2 separate regions of the Homo sapiens genome follow, and region 2 is linked to region 1. Evidence: read pairs that join two places in POLR2A ChIA-PET (ENCODE). Cell type or tissue: HepG2. All regions are shown on one strand.

Region 1 (8,000 bases):
GATCCCCCTTCTTGCTGATGAGGAAGAAGCAAACTATCAGGTTTGAGACAGATAGCCCCCCCACTTATGAGAGGGCGACAGAATTTGAACTCAAAAAGACCCAACCACAGTCAGGTAGTATTGACCCGGGTGTGGTATTGACCTGGAAGTGGTATTGACCCGGAAGTGGTAAGAACATATAAAACTGGAGCCCTGGTTGTTACCACGGCAACCCGTAGTCTGTTGCATGCTGAGTTTGGGGGAGCAGAAGAGTCTCGCGGGGATAGTCAGTGCGCAGGGAGACTAGCACAGGCCGGCAGAGAAGTGACCCAGCCCCGGATTGCCTGGTAACCTTCCGTTCCCAGGAGGCTGCTGTGAGGCTCCTCTGGTAATCAGTTCCCTGAGTCCAGGGTTTCCTAATAGGAGCCCGTCTCCCTCCGGTTCACTTGAAGGGCTCTCTGCTTCTTTCCCTCAAACAGGCTTCATGGAGTATAATGGACCCACAGCCATCTCCTTCCCCAACACCAACTCTGCCTGCATTTTAGGCCAGGTTTGTAGGAGAGTTGAATGAAGATTGAATGAATGAATGATGAAAAGTACAAAATGCCATCACTTCACTTCTTTCAGGAAGACCCAGGACACTCTGCTGCATCCTCCACCTGTTTGTGAATTAAATGTCCATGATGGCTTTTACTAAGCACTTACTATGTGCCAGGCACTGTGCTGAGCTCTGCACCTTTAAGAGGCAGCAAGTCGTGACTGGTTCAGAGCTGGCTCAGAGCTGCCTGAGTTGGAAGCCTCGGATAGGAAAATGGAAGCTTAAAGAGGTTAAGCCCTGGCCAAGCACAGTAGCTCGTGCCTGTAATTCCAGCACTTTGGGAGGCCAAGGCGGGAGGATCACGTGGGCCCAGAAGTTCAAGACTAGCCTGGATAACAAAGTGAAACCTCATTTCTACAAAAAATTTAAAAATTAGCCAGGTGTGGTGGCACACGCCTATAATCCCAGCTACTCCGGAGGCTGAAGCTGGAATATCGCCTGAGCCCACAAGTTCAAGGCTGCAGTGAACTATGATCATGCCACTGCGCTCCAGCCTGAGTGACAGAGCAAGACCCTGTCACTAAAAAAGTTGGGGAGGGGGGTCAAGCCCTCTGCTGAGCTAGTAATAGTGGGACTGAGGTTCAAGCCCATGGCTGATTCCAGATCCTGTTTACAGAGCCGTTATGTGACGTAACTAAAGTGTTGATTATGCATCGACTAGGCACACCATGCAAGGTGCTGCGGATGCTGCTGTCACCAACACACCCAGTCCTGGCCCACAGGGGGCTGCCACCCCAGCCCCCAGTGCTCTCCCTGGATCCTGAATCCTAGCTATCCCTTCAGAGCCACCCCTCTGGCTTCCAAGCACCTGCACTACCCACTCCCACCCCTCCCTGGAAGGGATGGCGCAGCCTGGGAGCCAGCTGCTCTGGGGGGCTCAGACCTGTGGGCTGGATTGTCCATGTGTCAGGGAAGGAAAGGGAAGCCCATGGCAGGAGGGACACCCTCTTATGGGTGGTAGCAACTCCATGGAGCCCAGGCTGCATCGTTCACTGAGGCTGCTAATGTTTGAACCTATCTTTGAATAAGATCCACCCTCTTGCACTGGCAAGTCCAAGCTGTAGTAAACCCTGAGGGAGACCCACAGTCCAGCTGCAAGGCCCTGCCCCACTCTTGGCCGCTGGCAGAAGCTCCAGGCTTGCCGAGGGGTGCCACGTAGCAGAGGCAGTCTCCGCCTCTAGCCCATCCCACTCCTTCATCTGCTTCTCGTTAGCTTCAAAAGTAAGGCCTGGCGCTGTGCCCTGGGCAGGAGGGAGAGCTTGGTGTGGCCGCTCAGAGCTTCACCTCCCTTGCCTGGGGTTTCTCTTCTCCTGCCCCATCCATCGTCAGCACAGCTGACTGCTTCTGGGGCTCCTCTGTCTACCTTCCCCACGTTCCAGCACCCCCCTTCCCCTGCCCCTCTGTAGCAACCGCCTCCCTGCAAAGCCCCACCCACCCACACACTCATACACACACCCCTCTCACTCCCCTGGCACTCAGTCCCTCCAAGCTTCCTTCCTTATCCCTTTAGAGCCCTGCAGCCCTCAGGCAGTGTAGCCCAGAGGTTCAAGGGCATTCGCTCTGGTATCAGAAGGGTCTGGGTTCAAATCCCTTGTGCACTGCTTGCTGGCTGTGTGACTTTGGGCAAGTTGCCTAATCTCTCTGGTCCTCAGTTTTTGCATCTGTAAAATGGGGATGATATTAACAGTACCTACTTCATAGGGTTATCTTGAGGATTAAATAAAATAGTACAAGTAAAGGTCCCAGCATAAAATCAGGGCTGATCCACCTTAGGTATAAAAAGGATAAATTAGGACTTGGAATCTTACTCTTCCTAAGGAGACCTGCAGTTGGCTAAAGGAGGACCTGCCTTCAGGGACAGAAATTCAGGTTTTGTTTTAGAATAGGCCTGAGGGAGTAGGAAGCTGGAGGAACCTGTCTCTATATTCTGGATACCTCAAAGACAGTTAAATTCTGCCGTGGTGAGCATTTATTGAGCACTATCTGTGTGCCAGGCACTGTGTGGGGAAACCACAATCCCTGCAGATCAAGGAGCTCAGATTCTAGTGCCAGAAAAAAATGTAAAGAGAAAGGGCCACCATGCCACCCACTGAAGACGGCAAGGGAAGAGGCCAGAAAGTGCTACGAACAAGGAGGAAACAGCTCCAAGTTGTTGGGCAGTCGGGCGCTGGGTCTCAAAGGAGGGCCACTTGCATGGACAGAAGGTACCCCTCTTACTGAGCACTGGGGGCCTGGTGGGTCCCCTGTGCTCTCCAGGAGAAGCAGGCAGAATTCCTAAGCCCCGTTAGGCCAATGAGGAAGTTGAGGCACCGAGAGTAAGGGGCATCTGCTTCCCCACCAGCTGACTTCTATTCTAGAAAGGAATGTTCTGCACAACCCCAAACCGTCAGCTCTTTCTGCTTGCAAACTTGGCAGGAGTTTGCAGGGAACACAAAGAAGAGAGGGGGAGGAGCAAGGTGGATCAGCCGGGCTGGCTTGCCCAGGGCCTGGCACAGAGGATGGACTTTGTCCCACGTGGGTGAGGGGCGTTCACACACAGGCGTCCACACCCCCACGTTGCTCCACCAGGCAGAAGGCCAGATTTTGTCCTTGTAATTCCCAGAACTGCCCTGAAACAGGACTGCTCACTACTGTGCATGGTTTAAAATGCAGTGGGGGGTTTTGGGGAGTTTTTTCGTTTGTTTTGATACGGGGTCTCACTCTGTCACCCAGGCTGGAGTACAGTGGCATGATCATGGCTCACCACAGCCTCAACCTCCCGGGCTCAGGTGATCCTCCCATCTCAGCATCCCGAGTAGCTGAGACTATAGGCACTTGCCACCATGCCAGGCTGATTTTTTCCATGTTTTTTGTAAAGACAGGGTTTTACCATATTGCCCAGGCTGATCCACCCACCTTAGCCTCCCAAAGTTCTGAGATTACAGGCATGAACCACGGTACCTGGCCAAACATGCAGTAGTTTTAAAAGAAGCCTGCTCAGGGAGAGGAGAAATGAGTCCTGTCAGATCTGCTCCCCCTGGAGAATGGCTTCCTCACCAGCCCAGCCCCTGTCTGTGCCCAGGGGGAAGCAGGCATGAGGAGGACCAAGGGGGCACTGCCATGTACTGGCCCCGAGTAAGCCAGGCAGGCCCTCTGCTGGGATCCTCACAGATGTCAGTCTCCTCGATCCTTAAAATCAGAGCTCTGGAGTCAGTCTCTTGACAGCAAGCCAAGTGGAACGCCTGTGTCTGAGCAGTAGGGCAGAGACCCCGCTCTGCCTGAGCAGCGGAGACATCTCAGATCTCGCGGTTGCAGAGGATCTGCTTCCCCCTCAGATGCCTGCAGGGGGAAAGAAGCGGAGGCAGGGGGAAAGAAGCGGAGGCAGGGGGTTGTCCTGGCTCACTCTGAGCCCGCCTGGCCTGGGTAGCAGGAACAGGAACTCCATAGTGGGGACGAGGTTAGAGAGGAGGTGCTAGCCGGCTGCAGCCCCTCACAGGCAGGGCAGCCAGTTACATCTGAATTACAGATAAACCAGAAATACTTGTAGTTTAAGCATGGCCCAAGGACTAGGGCAGTGGCAGTGGGGGTAAAGAAGGGGAGAGGTTTAAGATTGTATTTGAAGGAACTGAAATCAGGATCTTGAAGAGATGATATCTGCGCACCCAGGTTCATTGCGGTGTTACTCACAAATGGCCAAGATCTGGAAACAACCTAAATGTCCGTCAGTGGAAAAATGGATAAAGAAATTGTAGTATACACCTATGAGGGAATATTATTCGACATTTAAAAAGAAGGAAATCCAGGGCCAGGGTGGTTGGTCACACCTGTAATCCCAGCACTTTGGGAGGCCAAGGCAGGAGAATCAATCACTTGAAACCAGAAGTTTGAGACCAGCCTGGGCAACAAAGCAAGATCCTGTCTCTACAAAAAATTTAAAAATTAGCCGGGTATCATGGCGCATGCCTGTAGTTTGAACTGCTCAAGAGGATGAGGCAGGAGGATCACTTGAGCCCAGGAGCTGGAGGCTGCCCTGAGCTATGACAGCACTGTTGCATTCCAGCCTGGGCAACAGAGCGAGACCCGGTATCTAAAAAAGAGAAAGAAAGAAGAAAGGAGGGAAGGAAGGAAGGGAGAGAGGGATCAATCCTGCCATTTGTGACAACATGGATGGACCTGGAGGACATGATGAGATCCTGAAGTAACTCAGACAGAGAAAATCAAATACTGCTCTTTCTCTCTTATACATGGAACGGAAAACAGCCAAACTCATAGAAGCAGAAAGTAGAATGATGATTGCCAGGGACTGGGAAGAGGGGGAAACAGAGTGATGTTGGTCAAAGGGTACAATGTCTCAGTTACGCAGGATGAATACATTCTGGAGATCTACTGTACAACTAGGGCCTGTGATTAACAATACTGTACTGTACACTTACACATTTGCTAACAGAGTAGATCTCATGTTTAGTCCTCTTACCACATAAGGAAATGAAAAAGAAACAGAGGAGACGGAAGGACACTTAGAGTGATGGATAAGTTTATGGCCTTGATGAATGTTTTCGCAGGTGTGTACATATCTCCATCCATCAAGTTGTATACATTAAATATCTACAGGCTGGGCGTGGTGGCTCATGCCTGTAATCCCAGCACTTTGGGAGGCCATGGCGGGTGGATCACTTGAGGTCAGGAGTTTGAGACCACCTGGGCAACATGGTAAAACCCCATCTCTACTAAAAATGCAAAAATTAGCCAGGCATGGTGGCTCATGCCTGTAATCCCAGCTACTCGGGAGGCTGAGGTATGAGAATCATTTGAACCTGGGAGGTGGAGGTTGCAGCAAGCCGAGATCACACCACTGCACTCCAGCCTGGGAGACAGAGCAAAGTTCCGTCTCAAAACAAACAAAAAAAAAACCTACAGCTTTTTGTGTGTCAATCATACCTCCACACTATGGTTTAAAAAAAGCATGTGATTTGGAGATGGATGCTCTGTGGATTGGTAATAAGTTAGATGTAGGAGACAAGGACATGGGAGAAATCAAGAACAACCCCCAGGCTTCAGGCTTGAGCTACCTCTGGGTTCATGGGACCACTTACTGGGGATGGGAGGGCAGGGCAGGATCAGACTAGAGAGGGGAACCAAGGCTTCTGTTTCTGGTGCTGTTAAATTTGGGAGGATTATTTGAGCCTGAAGTGGAGATTATGGTTATCCAAGCCTGGAGATTCCGGAATTAAGGGAAGGTCTGGCTGTGGCGTTACCAGCACCTGGGTGGAATTTAAAGCCATGGTTCTGGATGCAACCTTGTAGGAAGTGAGAGTTCAGAGAGCAGAGACAACTGTCCAGAGCTAGACCTTGAAGACTCCTCAACGCTGAAGGTCACCGAGAGGAGGGACAGCCAAGGAAACTGAGTCGCAGCAGCCGTGGAGGCAGGCGGGTGAGCACAGAGGGCAACAGAGGGGAGGTTTCTCTGAGCAGCGGGGGTGGCCGCGTTGGATGTTACTAGGAGGACTGATAAGATGGGAAGGGGCAGCCAAAGCCAGCCTGCAGTGAATTGAAGGGGGAACATGAGGAGAGGAAGCCGAGGCAGCCAACGTACCCACCACCGTCAGGAAGCCCTGCAGTGCTGGCTGGGGCAGGGGGCAGATTGAGTAGAGGCCACCGGAGGGCCAGTAAGATTGGGCAGGTCTTCATCGGTGACCTTTGGATGGGTTCCCTGCCTGGAAACATAGAGACAAATCCTGACTGCCCTTGAATTGGCAGTGGGACCTCAGGCAAATTGAGTTGAGTGAGAGATAGTATATAAGGGTGTTTTAATGTGTGCTGAGTGATACAGAGTGGGAGGGATGAACACCCCATGGTAGGTACATGCACACAGGGGGACCCCGCTCAGCAACAGCAGGGGACAAGCTACTGAAACCCACAGCAACGAGGACAGATTTCAGAATCGCTACAGGGAGGGAAAGAAGCCAGAATTCAGAAGGGCACCTGCAGTACAAATCATTTCTAAGAAGTTTTAGAACAGGAAACACTCATCTATAATGAAATAAAAACCTGAACAGGGGTTGCCGCAGGGGGCAGTGTGGGGGTGGCCTGACTGGCAAGGGACACGAAGGAACCTTCTGAGGGGACGGGAACATCCTTCCCTTGGGAGGAGTCTGATTTAACAGATGTCTGCATTTGTCACAATCCAGCAAATGGTGCACTTAAGATTGGAACATTTCACTCTATGTAAATTTTACCTAAAATGAACTATAAAGGCATTCCTGAATGCTACTTAATGATATACATGTGGAGACCTTTGGGAGTGAAGTGTACTGAGGTTTGTGGCTCCCCTTGAAAGGTGGAAAACAATAAGATGAAGTAATGGGTAGATGCAGAGCTGTGTGATGAAGAGATACAGTAAAATGCCATCTAGGGGGTACATATGTGGGTGTTCACTGGAAAATGCATTCAACTTTTCTGTGTGTTTGAAAATCTTTATAATAAAATGTTGAGGGGAAATTTAAAAAAAAGGATGTGAAACTACTTTTCTTTTCTTTTTTTTTTTTTTTTTTTGAGACAGAGTTTCGCTCTTTGTTGCCCAGGCTGGAGTGCAGTGGTGTGATCTCGGCTCACTAAAACCTCCGCCTCCTGGGTTCAAGAGATTCTCCTGTCTCAGCTTCCCAAGTAGCTGGGATTACAGGCACCCACCACCACACCCGGCTAATTTTTGTATTTTTAGTAGAGACAGGGTTTCACCATGTTGGCCAGGCTGGTCTTGAACTCCTGACGTCAGGTGATCTGTCCACCTCGGCCTCCCAAAGTGCTGGGTTTACAGGTGTGAGCCGCTGCGCCTGGCCAAGAAGACTTTTCATCCAATGCAAAGATACTTGTTGGGCACCTGCCATTATGTCAGGTGCTGCAAGGCAGGGGACGCAGTGCTGATGGAGATGTCCAAAGCTATGGCACGAGGCATCATCCAAGTGACAGGCAACTGAGCCAGCTCCTCAGAGCAGAGCGCTGTCGTTGTCCCTTCTCAGAGAGGACACCCAGGGCCAGAGGCAAAGGAGGAAAGCACAAGTGGGTCTGCTAGGAACTAATTTAAAGAAGCAAGTCAGCTGGGCTCGGTGGCTCACACCTATACTCCCAGCGCTTTGGGAGGCCAAGGCAGGAGGATCACGAGCCCAGGCATTCAAGGCCAGCCTGAGCAGCATGGCAAGACCCTATCTCTACAAACAAAAATTAAAAAAAAAAAAAAAAAAAAGAACAAGTCTCTGGGGCCTGTGCAAAGGGCAGCAGGGTGACTGGGTCCCCGGAGATTTGGGTTGGGATATTCAACACGTGCCTCGGAGAATGAAAATACAGTCAGGTTTGGGAACAACCACTTCAACCCCAGGGGTTGAAATATGCCCCCATCTAACTGCCCACTGCTCGGGGCTTCTGAACGTTTCAGCCCCTCCGTTATAAA
Region 2 (8,000 bases), 51 kb before region 1:
GCTGGGCATCGTGGCGGGCACCTGTAATCTCAGCTACTCAGGAGGCTGAGGCAGGAGAATCACTTGAACCAAGAGGCAGAGGTTGCAGTGAGCTGAGATCTTGCCACTGCACTCCAGCCTGGGCGACAGAGGGGGAAAAAAAAAGATCTTGCTGGAAAAGGTGAGGTGGGCTCTAATGATGAAGGGACTTGAGAGCAAAGCTGGGGGGTTAACATGGTTAAAAGAAAAACTTTAGACACATTTAACAAAGTTTAATTGAGCAAGGAAGAATTCTTGAATTGGGCAGCCCCCAAACCAGAATAGGTTCAGAGAGACTCCAGTGCTGCTACGTGGTCAGAGAGGATTTATGGACAGAAAAAAGAAAGCTGCAGCCAGAAGAAGGAAATGTGGTACAGAAACAGCCGGACCGGTTACAACTGGGAGTTTGTCTTACTTAACAGTTGGCCACTTGTGATTGGTTGAAGCTGGGTGATTGGCACAAGAGTAGGTTACAGTCTGTTTACACATCCAGCTAGGTTACAGTTCACTGTGTCTGGAGAAACCTTTAGGCCTAACTTACAAGATGCAGCTTTAGGCCAAACCTAAAAAACATTTACTACGGAGGGCGTCAGAAGGCTTTTGAGCAGGGATTGACATGATCTGGAAGGTGCATTGGAAGTGGGGTGAACTTGGAAAGTGGGACCCCCTGAAAGGAGACAAGGAGGTGGGACTGCCGATGGAGCAGAGGAGAGTGGGCCCAGCTGCATAGATTGGCTCTACCGTGGAGATGTCAAAGGTGTGGGCTGCGAGGCTGAAAGCCAGGATAGGGGATGATTTGCTCGGAGGAGCTGTTCTCCAGGGAAATCAGAAATCTTCATGGTCAAGTCTTGAAAAGTTTTGGTCTCCAGACAAAGGTTTCCAGTGGCAGCTCCTGGGGAGAATCTGGAAGCTAGGGACTTCCCCAAGGCCTTCTTTCCAGTAAGCAGCCCCCTGCAGCCACCGCACAGACCCCCTCAGGCCTCAGGTCCCTCTTGGGCCCGTCTCCACTGTGACAAGGGGAAGCCAGGACAGGGAAAGCTCACGGTGAGTTTGAACTTGAGATGCCTGGGGCTGGCAGATCAGTGCTTTGTTCCTCTGTCCTGTAGTATTCCACCAACCCCCTGGCACTGTCCTGAATGACACGTGTGTTCCTTACACACGTGCCATGCTCTACAGCCCATCTAGTGCGTCGGGAGGCAGCATCCCATTTAATCCATGCACATCCTGTCTGAGAGTCGCTATTTATAAGCCCATTTCATAGGTGAAGGAGCTGAGGCCCAAAGAGGTGAGAGACTTCAACAGGCAGTATGTGGCAGAACGAGGGCTCACAGGGCCTAACGCTTGCGCCTTGGAAGGTTCAGCCTGTCTGGGGACACAAAACTTGCACTCACGAAATAACTGGAGGGAAATAACTGGAGGGAAATAAAGAAGAGCTCTTTCTGGGGTCTTTTCCAACTCAACAACCCTGACGACCCCGGCTCTAGAAAAGTCCCTTGGGGAACCCTGCCAGGACAACCTGTTTCATCTCTAAGTGTTTATTACACAAACATATCTCTTATCCTTGATCCAAATGAAATCACCGCCATTCATATGTAACCAGGATATAACTGGGCCATGCTGGGGCCCATCTAAACACAGTGGCCTTTGAATAAACACAGACCTCTCCCAAAGCCCTGAAAACCTTTTTTTTTCTCAAGTCTCTTGAGCAGGCAAACATAGGAGGAGAGGAAAGAGTTGGGGGTCGGGAGCCATGTGCCAAACCCAACGCTGCCCACTGCAAACTTCTTACAGAGTCCTTCTGTCCGTCTCTGTCTCCAAAGCCCACGCCACAGGGCAGGGGCTCACCCAGCCCTCCCTCTCACCCTCAAACTCTCCGCCCTGCCAGCGTCCTGTCTCACTCCCCCTTCTCCCTCCTCCCCCTCCTACAAGCCCTCTTCCAGAGGTTTCCCTTCTGAGAGCAGCTCTAGAGGCTTTATTTTGAAAATCAAGGTAGCCCATTACCCCAGTTAGCACAACGAAGGGCTGGGTTAGGAAGTGGGTGCCTCCTCCAGAGGCCAAGGGAGAGGGGAAGTGTTTGTGGAAGTCCCTTCTTTTACCAGGTGTGGTGAAAAAGATGCTGAGCGGCAGCTAAGGGTACCTGGACTTAGCTCAGTCATTAAGTGTGCGACCTTGAGTAGGTGATTTCACCCTTGGACCTAAGAATAGAAACTGGGTATAGTGGCTCCTCCCTGAGGAGAGTACAGGGAAGAGAGACGCAGTGAACTTTGAACCCACTAGGTTTGGAGATGAAGAGTGGTTCCTGCCAATGGCACAGCCTTCATCTGATCATAAGGAAACAGACAGACCTGAACTTGAGAGCATTTCCTGAAACAATGGGTCCTTTAAAATGCCAGGGCCATGAAGGACAAAGGAAAAAGACCAAGAGACAAGACAGTGGAGGGCAGGGTGTAATCCGGGATCAAATCCTTGACGTGGGGAGGGAGTTTCTATAAGGGACTGTACATCAGATAGTAGCTATGAGTCAGTGTTCTATCTCTTGAATTTGATAAATTGCACCGCAGGTGTGTAAGAAGATGTCTTCATGTTTAGGAGATAGATGCTGAAATATTTAACGATAAAGGGGCAGGAGGTCTCCAACTTTCTAAAGTGTTTCAGAAATTAATAACAGTTTGCGTATATATATGTGAATACGTGTATATACACACATATATAAGAGAGAGAGGCAAATGTTACAAGTTGGGAAACCTGGATGATTTTTGTCTCATTTTTATAAGTTTTTTTCTAAGTGTGAAAGTATTTCAAAACAAAAAGTTAAAAAATAAAAATTGAAAAAAGCAGCGATACATAAGCGCTCTGAGTTTTATGAATTTTAATCAATTAAAGAAGCTTGTTGTTACTCCATTCAGTCATTCATTCAACAAATATTGGCTGAGCTCCTACACTGTGTGGGACACTGTGCTAGGTGTCAGGATGCAGCGAACAAAAGGCCCGGCCTAGCGACCAGACCAAGGTTGGGTCTGCAGTGCATTCCAGGGGCCTCCCCATAACCCCCAACCCCTCCCGCTTTGAGACCCAGGCTCTCCTTGCCCTAGAGGCCAGGCTGTCCCTGCTGCCAGGGGGCCCTTCCTGAGAACTGCCCTCACCTGAAGAGACCCACTTTGACCAAGCTTATGTCCCCTCCTGGCATCCAATGTCTGGTCATTTGGGCCCCCTTGCCTGGACTGGAATAACTCCAAAGACTATCCCAGCTTCAGATCTCCCACAGGGCCAGCTCCAGCCCTCATGGTGACAACATCGCAGTTCAACTCCTCCCTCTGCCCAAGAGCACTGTCCGAAAACTTCCTGCATATAACCTCTGTCTCAGAGTTTGTGTCCGAGGAACATGGTCATTACAGAGTCCCAACAGGAAACAAATGTCACAATCAAATTAAGAGAATTCCAGATGACTTATTAAAAGGACTGTTTACAAAGGTATGGGCAGGGTGTATAAGACCACCAAGAAAAATGCAGTGACCTGGGGCTAGGAACAATTAAGCCTTTACCAAAGGAGATAGCTACGTGGAAAAGGCAACCGTTGGCGGAGTAAGGTCCTTCAGCTGAGACTCAACCAGCCCGAGATGACCCAGCAGAGACGGAGCCACAGGAATAAGCAAATGCCTTTCCTCACTCTCCTCGTCCCCTTCCTGCTACTCCTGCCCGGGCCCCCCATTGGCCACACCCAGCCGGAAGTCTGAAGAAGGATGAGGGTGGCTCTGGTGGCGGACGGAAGACCTCAGTACAGAGTCCCATACAGCACCCGAGCTTGACCCCTCTGGGAGTGTCTGATGAAAGCTCTGGACTCTCCCCAGGAAATGGATCATAAATACACACACACAATTTTACACTTAATTTTAAGGAATTCATGGCTGCTCTCCCAGGAAGCCCAGGCACCCGAGATTAAACACCACAGTGCTATGAAGTGGTAGAAGCAGAGGCACAAAACACGAGTGATTGAAGAAGGGAAGAGAAAAGCAGAAAGAAAGGGAGGGGCACTGATGTCCTCATCTTACAGAGCTGGGAATCAGCGACTGCTGTCAGAAGAGGAAATGCTCATGCAGGAGTCAAAAATAGTCATGAAAGTTCAGACATTGGGAGTAGTGAGCTAAATGCTCATCTTAGGTATTGGGGAGTGAATAGCTGTTGTCTAAAGATGGTAACTGAGGAACGGAGGTATAAGTATGTGATTTGGAGTGTGGAGAAAATCCATAAACAGCAACTGGCAAAAGATGCTGTCTTGGGGGAGTAGGACTGGGAGTGAACAGGGGCAAGTACAGCAGGAGAGACACGATTGCTTTTCATTGTAAGCCTTTCTGATGTAACTGAGTTGTTGCCACTATATAACACACACACACACACACGCACACACATATGTGTCTGTGTGTGTATATATATAACTTTGATAAGTATAATTTTTGTAAAGAAACCTTTCCCTATTAGGATCTTCCAGCACGTCTAACCTCACAAGGCCTCAGAGCCAGTTCAACACACATACCCTTCCAGCAGACTGGCCTGTGCCCACCTGCAGAGCAGAAGTGGCCCTGCTTCAGCCACCTATTTCTGAGTCACAAAATACTCTGAAACTTGGTGACTCAAAACGACAAAAATGTATCATTTCTCTCCATTCTGTGGGTTGACCGGGTGTTTCCTTTGCTTTGCCTAGTGTTAGCTGGGACCCTGGGATGGCTGGAAGGTTACAGAATTGCCTCACTCACATGGCTCCACCGGGCTACTGGCTGGGGATCTGCGGAGCTGTTGACTGGCAGCCTTGGTTCCTCTGTGTGGGCCTCTCCACTTGGCTGCCTGGGCTTCCTCACAGAATGGCAGTGAGGGTCCAAGAAGGAGCCATTAAAGAAGTAAAGGCAGAAGCTGAAAATGACTGAAACCATTATACTTATATAGCATCACTTGCACTGCATTCTACTCATTAAAAGAAGTCAAAGGTCACCTCAGGTCCAAGAGCAGGGAATTAGATTCAATCTCTGAATGATAGCAGTGGCAGAAACAGGAATGCTTCATGGCAGAGGGAAAATACTCCACAGGATGCTCCCATTGCTCCAACAATTCTGCCACCAGCCACACCTCCACGGACTGCCTGCTGGAGACTTCCCATCCAAACTTGTGCTTCTGCACACGTCCCAGCCCTCTCAGATGCATCCTCTCTCTCAGTCTTCTCTGTCCCGTGCAACCCATGGTTCTAGATTGACATGGTCACCTTGGCTTTCGGTGTTTTTATTGTTATCTTAACCTTCATCAGATTTTATTATTTATTTATTTTTTTAAATTTATAATCATCTTCTTGGAGAATGATTCACCAAATTTTAAAATCCCAGACAATATAAACTAAGTCTTCCAAAATACTCTGTATATCCTACTGAACATCATTTCCATCCCTCCCACTGAGAATTATAGTGAACAGATGCAATCAATGTTTAAATTATGTATCTATGAATATGTAATTTATATATCCATACTTACAAGGCTGCCACATTGCATAACTCCAGGGAGGCACTTTTATGTTATAGGCTATGCAAATGGTGTCCCCTGGAGGTATGCAGTACGCAGCTCATACAACTGAACATGGCCTTCCTGGATATGGGTGCTTGGTAAGAGCATATCTTTTATTCGACCTCTCTAGTGCATACTCATTTTAGGGCAGTGGCTCTCAATCTGCACATTATAATCACCTGGGCAGGCCACACTGCCAAGCACTAAAATCTGAATCACCTCGCGGTGGGACCCAGGCATTGGCGTATTTAAAGTTCCCTAGGTGATTTTAACATGTAGTCAAGGTTTAGAACCAGTACTCTCAGGGGATGCGTACAGAATCCTTGAAAAGGGTTTTGTCTTTGGTAAAAGTGTAAAAATAATTGGCATTCATGTATAGAAAAAAAATAGAAAGTTGCAGGAAACTCTAAAAAACAAAATAAAACAAAACCAGTTCCATGCACTGAAGAAAATCCCTGTTGGGGTTTTTCTTTCTTTTCTCCATGAATATCCTTTGCCCCCTGCAGTCACACAGTGCAGAAAGCTTTGCTGGGCTTCACCCTGCCTCTCACTTCAGGTGGAAGGTGGAGAGGGATCATGGGGCTGTTGTTGGTGAACTTTGCTTTTCCCTCTGGCCTTAGGCCAAAAATGTGAGACTTTTTTGTTTGCAGAGATTGTCCTGTTCATCCCTTAAACAACCTTTCCTGGCCCAACGGACACTGTAGGACTTAGCTGGGTCAATGTCATGGTCTATACCTTCTGTGGCCTAAGCTGGCTCCAGACATTGGAGAGAGAATTGTATTAGCCTTGCTGGGCCTCGGCCCTGCCTTCTCCATGGGACATCTCCAGTGCAGGACCCTGGCTGATGGCCAGGCCTCTGCACATCCATTCTGTCATTATCCGGAGCAACCGCCCGCACCTCAGCCCCAAGTCTCCCACCTCATTTTGTTGGGTCCCTTGTTCCTGACCGGATACCTAGTCTGGTTCTCCTCTTCCTCTCCTAGGAACTTGCTTGCTCCTTTGGGAACTCTGAGCCTCAGACCTGGCAGAGCAGGAGTGTTACCCACTGGCAACATCCAGCTGGCCCCATCGCTGACCACCTACGACCTTTGGGACGTTTGGCTCCTTATCTTGACCCTGGGCTTGACCTGCTATTGCTGCACCATCAGAGAGAACCTTCCTCAGCAGCCAGCCCCGGAGTTCCTCTACTCCCACCTCCACCCTGGCTCTGGCCCCGCCTTCTGTGATGTGAGGGATTCATGAGTGCATTTGCTCTCTCCACAAATGTTTACTGACAGCCAATTATGCACCAGGCACGGCGCTTGGTGCCCACATTAGAAGAGGTTCCTCCCTCCTGGAGCAGACAGCGAATACACTGTCCCTGAGAGGGGTGTTACCAGGTGATAGGACCCTGCCTGGGATTTGGCGACCACTTCCCAGAGGAAAAGGGGCTGGGAGCCAAGACATGCAGGATGATGAGTAGCTGATGGGGTAAGGGAGCAAAAGCCTTCCAGAGAGAGGGAATGGCACATCCAAGGGTCTGTGCGGAGGCTGGAGGGAGGCCATCGTGGTGGGGTCTCTCCAAGCCAGAGAGTAGAACCAGGTGAGGCTGTGAGGTGGGCCGGGCCAGAGCACTAGATCCTGTGGGCCAAGCAAGATCTTAGTTGGCCTTCCAAGACCCTTCCACGGTTTCTAGGCAAGAGAGTGACACAATCAGACACACCCACTGATCAAACTATCCAGCTACAGATGCAGGAGACACCATTAAACACTCCCCTTGTATCATCTGTGGAAGGAGACAGACACTGGGAATGTGATTTGCCTGCCAGGATGGGAACTGGGTCACCCACTGAGGGGCAAGAGAAGAAGAAAGACTCCAGTGTGTGTATGTTCGTACACCTTCTTTGCCAGGCATGGTGGCTCACTTCTGTAATTCCACTGCTTTGGGAGGCTGAGATGGGAGGATTGCTTGAGGCCAGGAGTTCAAAACTAGCCTGGGCAACATAGTGAGACCCCACCTCTAAAAAAATAGAAAACAATTAGCTGAGTGCATTGGCACACATCTGTAGTCCTAGGTACTCAGGAGGCTGAAGTAAGAGGATCACTTGAGCCCAGGAGTTCAAGGCTGCAGTGAACTATGATTGAGCCACTGCACTCCAGCCTAGAGGACAGAGTGAGACCCATCTCTAAAAAGGACACACATGCACACAAATAGAATAAAAATTATGATTAATCTTGTCCCTTCAAAAAAGCTTGACTTTGCTATGGTTTGAAGGTTTGTCTCCTTTGAAATTCATCTTAAAACTTAATTCCTAATATGGCAGCATTGAGAGGTGGGGCCTTTAAAAAGGGACTGGATCATGAGGGCCATTCGTGTATTAATAGGTTCTTGGGTTATCATGGCGGTCGGTCATTAAAAAGCCAGCTTGACTCTTGCTCCTACCTCTGCCACAAGATCC

The links. Peaks named below come from ENCODE experiments on the same cell type or tissue, not always from the same donor. Only the 100,000 strongest peaks of a DNase experiment are listed, where the experiment ranks them.
Region 2: POLR2A ChIA-PET joins it to region 1 with 12 read pairs; 6 of 35 experiments call an interaction of 5 or more read pairs at or near these places.

What each region holds. Positions count from the first base shown.
Region 1 is chr20:17,872,395-17,880,394 of GRCh38, forward strand. It overlaps LOC105372548 (a long non-coding RNA gene), which reads left to right and starts at 242. Exons shown (of 4, transcript XR_937297.3): 1 at 242-326; 2 at 459-529; 3 at 5,861-5,987. RefSeq lists an enhancer at 3,459-4,361. In HepG2, no CTCF peak of the experiment used is centred here; DNase peaks (open chromatin) are centred at 1,097, 1,787, 3,097, 5,467 and 1 weaker place; H3K4me3 peaks cover 1,909 bases.
Region 2 is chr20:17,821,686-17,829,685 of GRCh38, forward strand. LOC107985440 (a long non-coding RNA gene) reads right to left here. Exons shown (of 3, transcript XR_001754511.2): 2 at 7,985-8,000. Among named protein-coding and RNA genes, the nearest start is that of BANF2, 130 kb to the left of the region's middle. In HepG2, a CTCF peak has its summit at 5,588 (motif pointing left); DNase peaks (open chromatin) are centred at 456, 3,766, 4,694, 6,196 and 1 weaker place.